Regions from separate parts of the Homo sapiens genome. Here all the other regions are linked to region 1. A link is a contact called in ENCODE Hi-C or POLR2A ChIA-PET data. All regions are on one chromosome and are shown on one strand. The core of a region is the stretch at or near the end of the contact, and the rest is flanking DNA. Distances in the headings are between cores, read along the strand shown. Region 1 overlaps CUL1 (cullin 1). Region 2 overlaps LOC124901766 (a long non-coding RNA gene). Region 3 has its middle 29 kb from the start of EZH2.

What was found. A loop is a pair of places that touch in the nucleus more often than their neighbours do. ChIA-PET counts read pairs that join two places held with the same protein, here RNA polymerase II (POLR2A). Pooled maps may share reads with other maps.
Region 2: a loop to region 1 is called in a map of SK-MEL-5, with 4 times the contacts of the local background. The contact joins two enhancer-like sites. A Hi-C loop is called at or near these places in 6 of 168 maps with a recorded cell type or tissue (CD4-positive, alpha-beta memory T cell, GM12878, IMR-90 and 3 more), 2 of 37 single-sample maps with no recorded cell type and 12 of 50 pooled maps. POLR2A ChIA-PET finds 5 or more read pairs at or near these places in 8 of 52 experiments (GM12878, MCF 10A, T-cell and 3 more).
Region 3: a pooled map shows a loop between it and region 1 (2.1-fold over the local background). The contact joins two enhancer-like sites. A Hi-C loop is called at or near these places in 6 of 50 pooled maps. POLR2A ChIA-PET finds 5 or more read pairs at or near these places in 6 of 52 experiments (A549, HEK293, IMR-90 and 2 more).

What each region holds. Positions count from the first base shown.
Region 1 is chr7:148,710,058-148,712,849 of GRCh38, forward strand. All of the region lies in intron 1 of CUL1 (cullin 1), which reads left to right. Among named protein-coding and RNA genes, the nearest start is that of CUL1, 13 kb to the left of the region's middle. Within about 2 kb of position 1,299, at least 2 of the 41 ENCODE cell types and tissues checked have a DNase peak (open chromatin) inside an H3K27ac peak, as active enhancers do.
Region 2 is chr7:148,563,433-148,566,389 of GRCh38, forward strand. The region is part of intron 2 of LOC124901766 (a long non-coding RNA gene); the gene reads right to left. Among named protein-coding and RNA genes, the nearest start is that of C7orf33, 26 kb to the right of the region's middle. RefSeq lists an enhancer at 962-1,101. Within about 2 kb of position 1,304, at least 3 of the 41 ENCODE cell types and tissues checked have a DNase peak (open chromatin) inside an H3K27ac peak, as active enhancers do.
Region 3 is chr7:148,911,874-148,914,593 of GRCh38, forward strand. No RefSeq gene overlaps it. Among named protein-coding and RNA genes, the nearest start is that of EZH2, 29 kb to the left of the region's middle. Within about 2 kb of position 1,323, at least 4 of the 41 ENCODE cell types and tissues checked have a DNase peak (open chromatin) inside an H3K27ac peak, as active enhancers do.

The DNA of each region.
Region 1 (2,792 bases), core at 49-2,548:
GCCTGAGTGACAGAGTGAAACCCTGTGTCAAAAATAAATAAGTAAAATATGGGTTTAAGTTATTGTTGATGCTTTTGTGTCTCTGCCCCTTAGCAATAACCTCCAAAACCCACCACTCTTAGGGTGACAAATAAATACAAATTGTACAGACCATGAGGGAAATTGACTAGAAAATTTTGTAACTACAAAGAAAGGTGCATCTTGACTAGGGGCATTACTATAAAAAATACCAGTGGGCCGGGCGCGGTACGCCTGTAATCCCAGCACTTTGGGAGGCCAAGGCGAGCGGATCACCTGAGGTCAGGAGTTCGAGACCAGCCTGACCAACATGTAGAAACCCCGTCTCTACTAAAAATACAAAATTAGCCAGGCATGGTGGTGCATGCCTGTAATCCCAGCTACTCAGGAGGCTGAGGCAGGAGAATCGCTTGAACCCGGGAGGCGGAGGTTGTGGCGAGCCGAGATCACGCCACTACATTCCAGCCTGGGCGGACAGAGCGAGACTCCGTCTCAGAAAAAATACGAGCAAATGTAAATGTCTAGAGGCTTACTGCTGTTTCGGAATCATAAGTGAAGCTGATGCTACAGGTTTTACCACATTTTCTCCTTTTTTTTTTTTGGTTGGGGTTTCGCTGTTGTCTCCTAGGCTGGAGTGCAATGGCACGATCTCAGCTCACTGCAACCCCCGCCTTCTGGTTGGTTTTCAAGCAATTCTCCTGCGTCAGCCTCCCAAGTAGCTAGGATTAAAGGCGCCCACCACCATGCCCGGCTAATTTTTTTTGTGTGTTTTTAGTAGGGACGGGTTTCACCATGTTGGTCAGGCTGGTCTCGAACTCCTGACCTCAGGTGATCTGCCCGCCTCGGCCTCCCAAAGTACTGAGATTACAGGCAGGAGCCATCGTGCCCAGCCCACATTTTCTCCTTTATTATAGGTATGGCCAGATTGTTTTGAGACAGAGTGGGAAGCAAAATTTAAAAAGTCCCCTTCCCAAAAGAACCCTGCTTCTTATTGAATGTTGTCATCGAGTTACAGATTTTTGTGAGCTCAGAAGACATACTCAAATCATTGAGAAACTGTTTTTCCAAATTATTTATTCTTGACTGATTTAAATGTACACTTCTGTGCATATATGTTTCTCCTCATACTCTCTCCCCAGTGTCCATAATTTCGGAAAATACTAAAAAGTTCTTAGTACTTGATGTTGTAATAGCTAGTAAGGAAATTTTCAGCAAGATGCTTTTTAGCAAATGCAGCATTGAACATATGTGCAGAGAATGGGGGTGCAAATCTGACAGGTGGAACCACAGGTGCGGTGGGTGACATCACTCACTGTGAGCCTTGAGTGGTTCAGGGACCACGGGGGACATGTGTCAGGAGCATCTTACCAGAAAGAGGTGTCGCTTAACTGTGCCCAGTTCCTTCAGGAGAGCGGTTAAAGTGGTAAATTGTCTTTAAAACAAAAAACATAAAAGCCCTAAATCAAATAAAGAGCACGGTAGCGCCGTTTCTCCTTTTGAACCAGTTTGTAGTGAAACGGGAAGTGTATTTGAAAGTTTGCTCAGCTAGGGAAAATTACTGATCAGAGTTTTCGACTCAGGGTTAAATTATCTTAGTCGAAAGAAAAATAATAGAAAGGGGTGTCTTATTGATGAATAGATTCATGTTCACTTAGTGATACACTAGCTTCCAAAATCTGCTTATTGAGCAGATACTTATTCAAGGCCCCACAATCAACTGCAGGGCAAACGGTTCACCACACATGAGGGAAATTTGGAAATTAGTTGAAGAGGATTGTGGGAACTGTGAATTGAGATTGTTCATCTAAATGGGAGTTAATAGCGTTTGTGGTTGACTAAGGGCATCCTTTACGGAAGTGGACCTCACGTGCACACCTCACTGGGAGAGGGAGAGACCTGCCAGGAGGTGCACATCTGGCCTTCCACGCTTAGTGGCCTGAGGATGTTTCCCTGGGGCACCACTTCCACAGGCCCTCTAAAAGGAGGGCAGAATGGCTTGCTGTTTGTATCTTTGTATTTGTGTTAAGCTGGGTTCTGAAAATACAGTGGTGCCAAGACAGAAGAGAAACTTTTTGGATGCTGATGTGCAGTGAAAGCTCTCCAGTAGCGGCTTTTCCAAAGTCAGTGGGTTTCATACAACAGCATCCCATTCATTCACTAGCAAGAGAGCTAGGAAGTCCTGTGGAGCTGGTGTTTTAAAGTATTCTGTTAAACATGTATTTCATGGTAGAATGAAAGATTCATGTGAATTTTAAGATAGAGTGATATTTCAAGGAAAATTTAACTCTGTCACAGCTTAGGCTGGATCCCCAGGTCTGTCCCGATACAAAGGATTCCTCCACCCTGTGCTGAAAGTTACATTTTGGTGGGAATTTTAGAGAAGTGCCACCTCTGGTGTCATCAGTTATCAAAGGTATTGTGGAGTTTTCAGGTAACGTTAATTTACTTCATTTTGACTTCAAAAATAAGCATGGGTGGTTTAACATTTAAATACTATCTTAGGAATTGCATAGATATTAGAAACCCTTTATAGTAGTGTTAACATGAATAGTAGCAAATGCTTACCGTGTGTCAAGGACTCTGCTAAGCATTTTATTTTCGTAACTCACTTATTCCTCATAGCCACCTTATACAACAGGTACTACAGTATTATCTCTAGTACAGATGATGAAATACAGGCGCAGAAGTTAAGGAATCTGACCAAGCTCACACTGCCAGTGACTTGTGGAGCCAGAACTGTGAAGTTCACAGACATCCCACGCATTTCCATATTA
Region 2 (2,957 bases), core at 54-2,553, 150 kb before region 1:
ACCCAGCAGTGATTTTCTTAATATTTTATCATCTCTATCTTACTTTATTGTAAGAATATAGCATATAATACATATAATGTACAAAATATTTGTTAATCAACTGTTTATGTTATCCTTCAGGCTTCCAGTCAACAGTAAGCTATTAGTAGTTAAGTTGTGGAGGAGTCAAAACTTATGCTTGAATTTTTGACTGTGCAGGGGGAAGGGGGGTGTCAGTGCCCCTAAGCAAGAATCAACTGTATGCCCAAGAGATTCTGTTCTCCTTAACAAAACCCTGCCCTCAAGGAAAACTACCTTACCAGAGCCCAGCCCCTTTGGGTTTTACCAGAGTCTAATCAACCTGAGGGAAGGGAAATACCCAACTCCAGCCCCATCTCACCTTCCTGTCTTGCCTGAAGGGGAGAGGGAGGGCAAAGGGGTGCTGAGAAGACAACCCGGGGGCACAGGCTCACTAAAAGGCCAAGGCCTAATCCTAAAGGGATAGAACACCTCCCCTCCCCGACACCTTCCCATCACATCAGCAGGAGATTACAGCTGAAAGAATTACAAGCCTCAGACCCTATTTAGGAAAAAGTCCCAGAGGAAACCCAAAGACAATAGGAGAGACAAAAATAAGAGTATCAGAGATTATTTTAACCTCTGACATGTCCAACTAGAAGCAAACAGCAAACAGCCACTTTCTAGCCAGAGTTTCATAAAACTGAAAGTCCCAGTTCCTACCTCAGTTCCTTGTACCTGATACATCATAACTGGGTATCATCAAAAAAATTACGAGGCATGTTAAAAAGCAAAAAACACAGTCAGAAAAGACAAATCAGTCTCCCCAAGCATTCGGGGAGCAGAGTTTTTAAGGACAACTTGGTGGGTGGGAGGAAGCCAGTGAGCCAGGAGTGCTGATTGGCCAGGGATGAAATCACAGGGAGTCGAAGCTCTCTTCTTGTGCTGAGTCAGTTTCCAGGTGGGGCCACAAGATCAGATGAGTCAGTTTACCAATCTTGGTGGTGCCAGCTGATCCATCAAGTGCCGGGTCTGCAGAATATCTCAAGCACTGATCTTAGGAGCAGCTTAGGGAGGGTCAGAATCTTGTAGTCTCCAGCTGCATGACTCCTAAACCATAATTTCTAATCTTGTGGCTAATGTTAGTTCTACAAAGGCAATCTAGTCCCCAGGCAAGAAGGAGATCTGCTTTGGGAAAGGGCTGTTATCATCTTTGTCTTAAACTACAAACTAAGTTTCTCCTAAAGTTAGTTCAGCCTTTGCCCAGGAACAAACAAGGACAGCTTGGAGGTTAGAAGCAAGAGGAAGTCGATTAAGTTAGATCTCTTTCACTGTCTGAGTCATAATTTTGCAAAGGCAGTTTCAGTTTTGGAGCTATTTATGAAATGCTGATGGTTGCCAACAATGGAACAATATTCTCTTCCTATGGACTTCATGATCTAAATTGTTAAGCTTTCTCAGAGGTGGATAACAGTACGGGAGAGGCCATAATGGCATTCAATTATATTTTTTAGAAAAAAATTAGCAGTCCAAAATTAACAGAAACAAATTTTGCTTTACCAATAATAAACAACATTTCCTTTACAGAAAACATTAAAGAAATACAAATGTCAAAATATGTTCAGGTACCTTCTAACAAATTTTCAACCGTTATTAATCACAGATTAATCATAGATTGTTATCACTCTGGTTTCCCCTGCAGTTTTAAAATAAACCTTTAACTCTTCCTCCTAATTACTGGTGCTTCATGGTTTGAAAACCTGAGCCTTGAAAATGTTCCTAGAAAGCTTTTTGAGATATAATTTTTAATTACATATTTTTTATCATAAATAGAATGGTTTTGTATACATCTAGAATGTATGTGAAGACATTAAGAAGACTTAAATCATCTGTTGTTATTGACTTTTGACAATCAGACATTCCTATTCAGTTAGGTGAGCTTAGTTCTTGACTACAACCTGGTCAGCTGCATTTTTCTGCAAGAAAGAGAAACTGGATTTCACTCCACAACGCTGTCTTTCTCCTGCAGCCTGGATTATGCTGGAAAAGTCACAATAGAGTCACGATGCATAACCATAGGCCTCATGCCTCCCTTTCTTATAAGAAGGCACCAAAGTTAACTTTTCAAAAGGTTAAAAATGTAATTTATGTATAAGGTAGAGAATGAATGCATGTCAAAAAATTTTTTTTCTACCCATTAATAAGAGAACTAGCAAGATGGCAAAACTGGCTCAAGGAACATTTGAGGAAATGGATATTTATAGGTATTTGAGAAAAGAATGTTAGTGACTACTATTTTTTTTTTTTTTTTTTTAGACAGAGCTCGCTTGCCACCCAGGTTAGAGTGCAGTGGCATGATCTCAGCTCAGTGCAACCTCCACCTTCCAGGTTCAAGTAATTCTCCTGCCTCAGCCTCCGAAGTAGTGGGGATTACAGGCATGTACCACCACATCCAGCTAATTTTTTGTATTTTTAGTAAAGACAGGGTTTCACCATGTTGGCCAGGCTGGTCTCAAACTCTTGACCTTAGGTGTTCCGCCCATCTTGACCTCCCAAAGTGCTGGGATTACAGGTGTAAGCCACTGCACCCAGGCAGTGACTACTATTTATAATGCAGTAACTTGGATGGGATCTTGGAACAGAGAAAGGACATTAGGAAATCTGAATAAAGTATGGGCTTTAGTTAATAATAATATATCAATGTTCGTCAGTTGTGACAAATGCACCATATTAACATAAGCTTAATAATAGGAAAAAGTGGGGATGAGGCAAGTAGCAACCCTCTGTACCATAAGAGTTAAAGAAAAAGGAAAGAAACATGAAACGTGCTTAACAGTCAAAGATAGGTTTATTTTTGTGGAAAAAAACCTGAGAGGGGCTTCTGGCCAATTTCAGTCAGGAGCACCCTCTCTTACAGACTAAGAGTATATATTGGTTTTAGGGTGAGGGGGTTTATCACA
Region 3 (2,720 bases), core at 73-2,572, 200 kb after region 1:
CAGCCATGTGAGTGCATCATCTTGGATGCAGCCCTGTTGAGCCTTCAGGTGATGCCAGCTCCAGCCACTCTCTGCAGTACCCTGAGTGAGAAGGACTCCAGTGAGCCCAGTCAACCCAACAGAGACATGAGAGGTGTATTTGTTTGCTGGAGCTGCTATAACAAGGTATCACGCTGTGTGGCTTAAAACAGCACGATTTCATTGTGTTACAGTTCTAAAGGCTAACAGTCTAAAATCAAGGTGTTGGCAGGACCATGCTCTTTCTGAGGGCTCTAGGGGAGGACCCTTTTTTCGTCTGTTGCAGCTTCTGGTAGCCCCGGGCATTCCCTAGTTTGTGGCAGCATCACTCCAATCTCTGCCTCAATCTTCATGTGGCCGTCTTCTCCCTGTGTCCAAATTTCCCTCTTCTTATAATGACATCAGTCATACTGGATTAGCACCCCCACCCCCCAATGACTTCATCTTAATTTGATTACATCACAAAGACCCTATTTCCAAATAAGGTCCCCTTCACAGATACAGTAGTGGAGGTCAGGGCCTCAACATGTCGTTTTGGGGGATACAATTCAATCTATAATGAGAGATCATGGTATAATGAATTGTTGTCTCTCCATTTTGGAGAAGTTCATGATGTAACAGAAGAAGCCAGTACACTGGCTGACATTCCTCCAGTGCATACCTGGTCATGCCAGGGACACAAGCTGGATGTCTAAGGGTGCTTAAATCATAGCTGCCAGTCTATGATTTAAAAGTGCAGGTTACTGAAACATATTGCTCAGAAGTTTGCGTGACTTGGTTTTCATATAGAGTTGTGTGTTGTTTTTTTTTTATAAGGTGTTCTGTTCATTAATCTCTGTGTAATTTTTTTTTTAATTCAAGATCTTTACTCTAAACCTGTTCTCTATAAAGAGCAATGGCCGGGAGTCAGAGGATGTGTGTCTGTCCCTGACTAACTGCATGATCTCAGGCAAATCCAAGTCTCTCTCGGGATTAGCTTCGTTCATTCAGCACCTTTTTACTAGAATCCTGAAATACGTTTGAGGTGAAACGGGATTTAGGGGTTCATACAGCCCAGCCCCTAACTTTACAGATCAGGAAGCTGAGCCCTGGGGAAGTTAAGGGGCCTGCCTGGTCCTCAACCGGTTGTATTCTGATAGTATTCACCTGTAAAATGTGTTTGGAACACAGTTTCTCAAAGGTTCTTTCCAATTGTTAAACTGAATTTGATTCTTAAACTGTGGATCTGTATTTTACCCATTTCAAATTAAAAGAAAGATACTACATTCGATTCAGCTGAATGCATTTCTGAGGCTCAGAAATTATGACTGCAAAATCATGTCACCACAATTTCCTTTACTTTGATGCTTATGAATTAGGAAGCCAGTGAATAGAAAGTTTCATCAAACCATCAAAAGCTAAAATGATTTATTTCTGTACTTTCAGTGTTCATGACTTTGAAGGTTCTGTTTTTACTAATCTTAGCAATGTCTTCATACTTTTAAAAGCCCCCAAAATACCTGGTTATGGCAAAGTTGAGTCACAGGGCTCATGTGCAATAAAGCTCAGCCCTGGAAAGTGTACCCATGCCTGGTTTAATAGCAAAAGGTAATATGAGACTAACATACCAAAAAAGGGTGAGTGTTCACTCGTAAGTCATCTCCTGTGAAATAGGAAGAAATCTTAAATGTCGTTTGGATATGTGTTGGGGTTGTTTCTTTGAAACATACATCTGATTCGTTCTCCAATTATGCCTGGTCCCAGAGTCTAAGGCTTTAACAATCTGCAGGAACATTTATGTGAATGAATTGCTTTTAGAAATGAAAGGCACATTGTATAAGATATAAGATAGTGACATAAGCATGTGCGGGGTAAAAAGACATTTTTATAGTGTATCATGGGAAGTCTTGGATAACTGGGATTAACATGCAGGGTTTAAGACCGTTATGTTCTGCCATGGTAGCAAAACCTGATAATACGAATTAAAATGAACAATCGTAAAATGCAAACATGTTTGCCACATAATCAGGGCGTAAGATCAATCATGTTGGCTCTGCTTGTTGAGTATCTGTGTCAGGAGCCCACATGGAAACAGAAAGGAATGATTCTTTGTTCCTGGGCAGAGGAATAGCTTCTGCCACTCTGTTCCCAAATCTTTGTTAAATTATTTGTTGATGGTTCATCTCCTCGTCTAGGCTGTGAGTGTCTGTGGGAGAGAAACTGTCTTAATTCTCTTCATTATCAGGGCCTGCCTGCACCTTGTGTACTAAAGGTGGCCAAGAGCCATATCTCCAGGCCCTGCCTGGCAGCAGAAGCAGTGGCGGGACTGCGATGGGAGAGGTGGCTGCAATCCTGGGGGGCTTGAGACAGACAGATTCTGCCCCCAGAAAGCTACCGGTAGTTAACAGGTGTGTTCTGTAGCCATACCTCTCCCCACCCAGCCCTGTCTTCGGTGCAATGCCGTTCATGCCTCGGTGCTGTCCAGGGAAGCTCTGGCCTCAGTGGCTGCAAGTCCTCAGCTTCCCGCAGCCTCCCCCGCAGCACCTGCTGCGGACTCAGACAAACCAAGAGCACTGAGTTTTCGGAGATTGAGAGCATGACTCACACATTCCAATTATGACACAGAGGGAAGTATTCTCAAGAAAGAGAGCTAGGGAAGTAAAGACTTTATTGGGCCCCTGTTTGGGCACACTACCATGTGGCCCCCTCTGGTGCCACCTGCC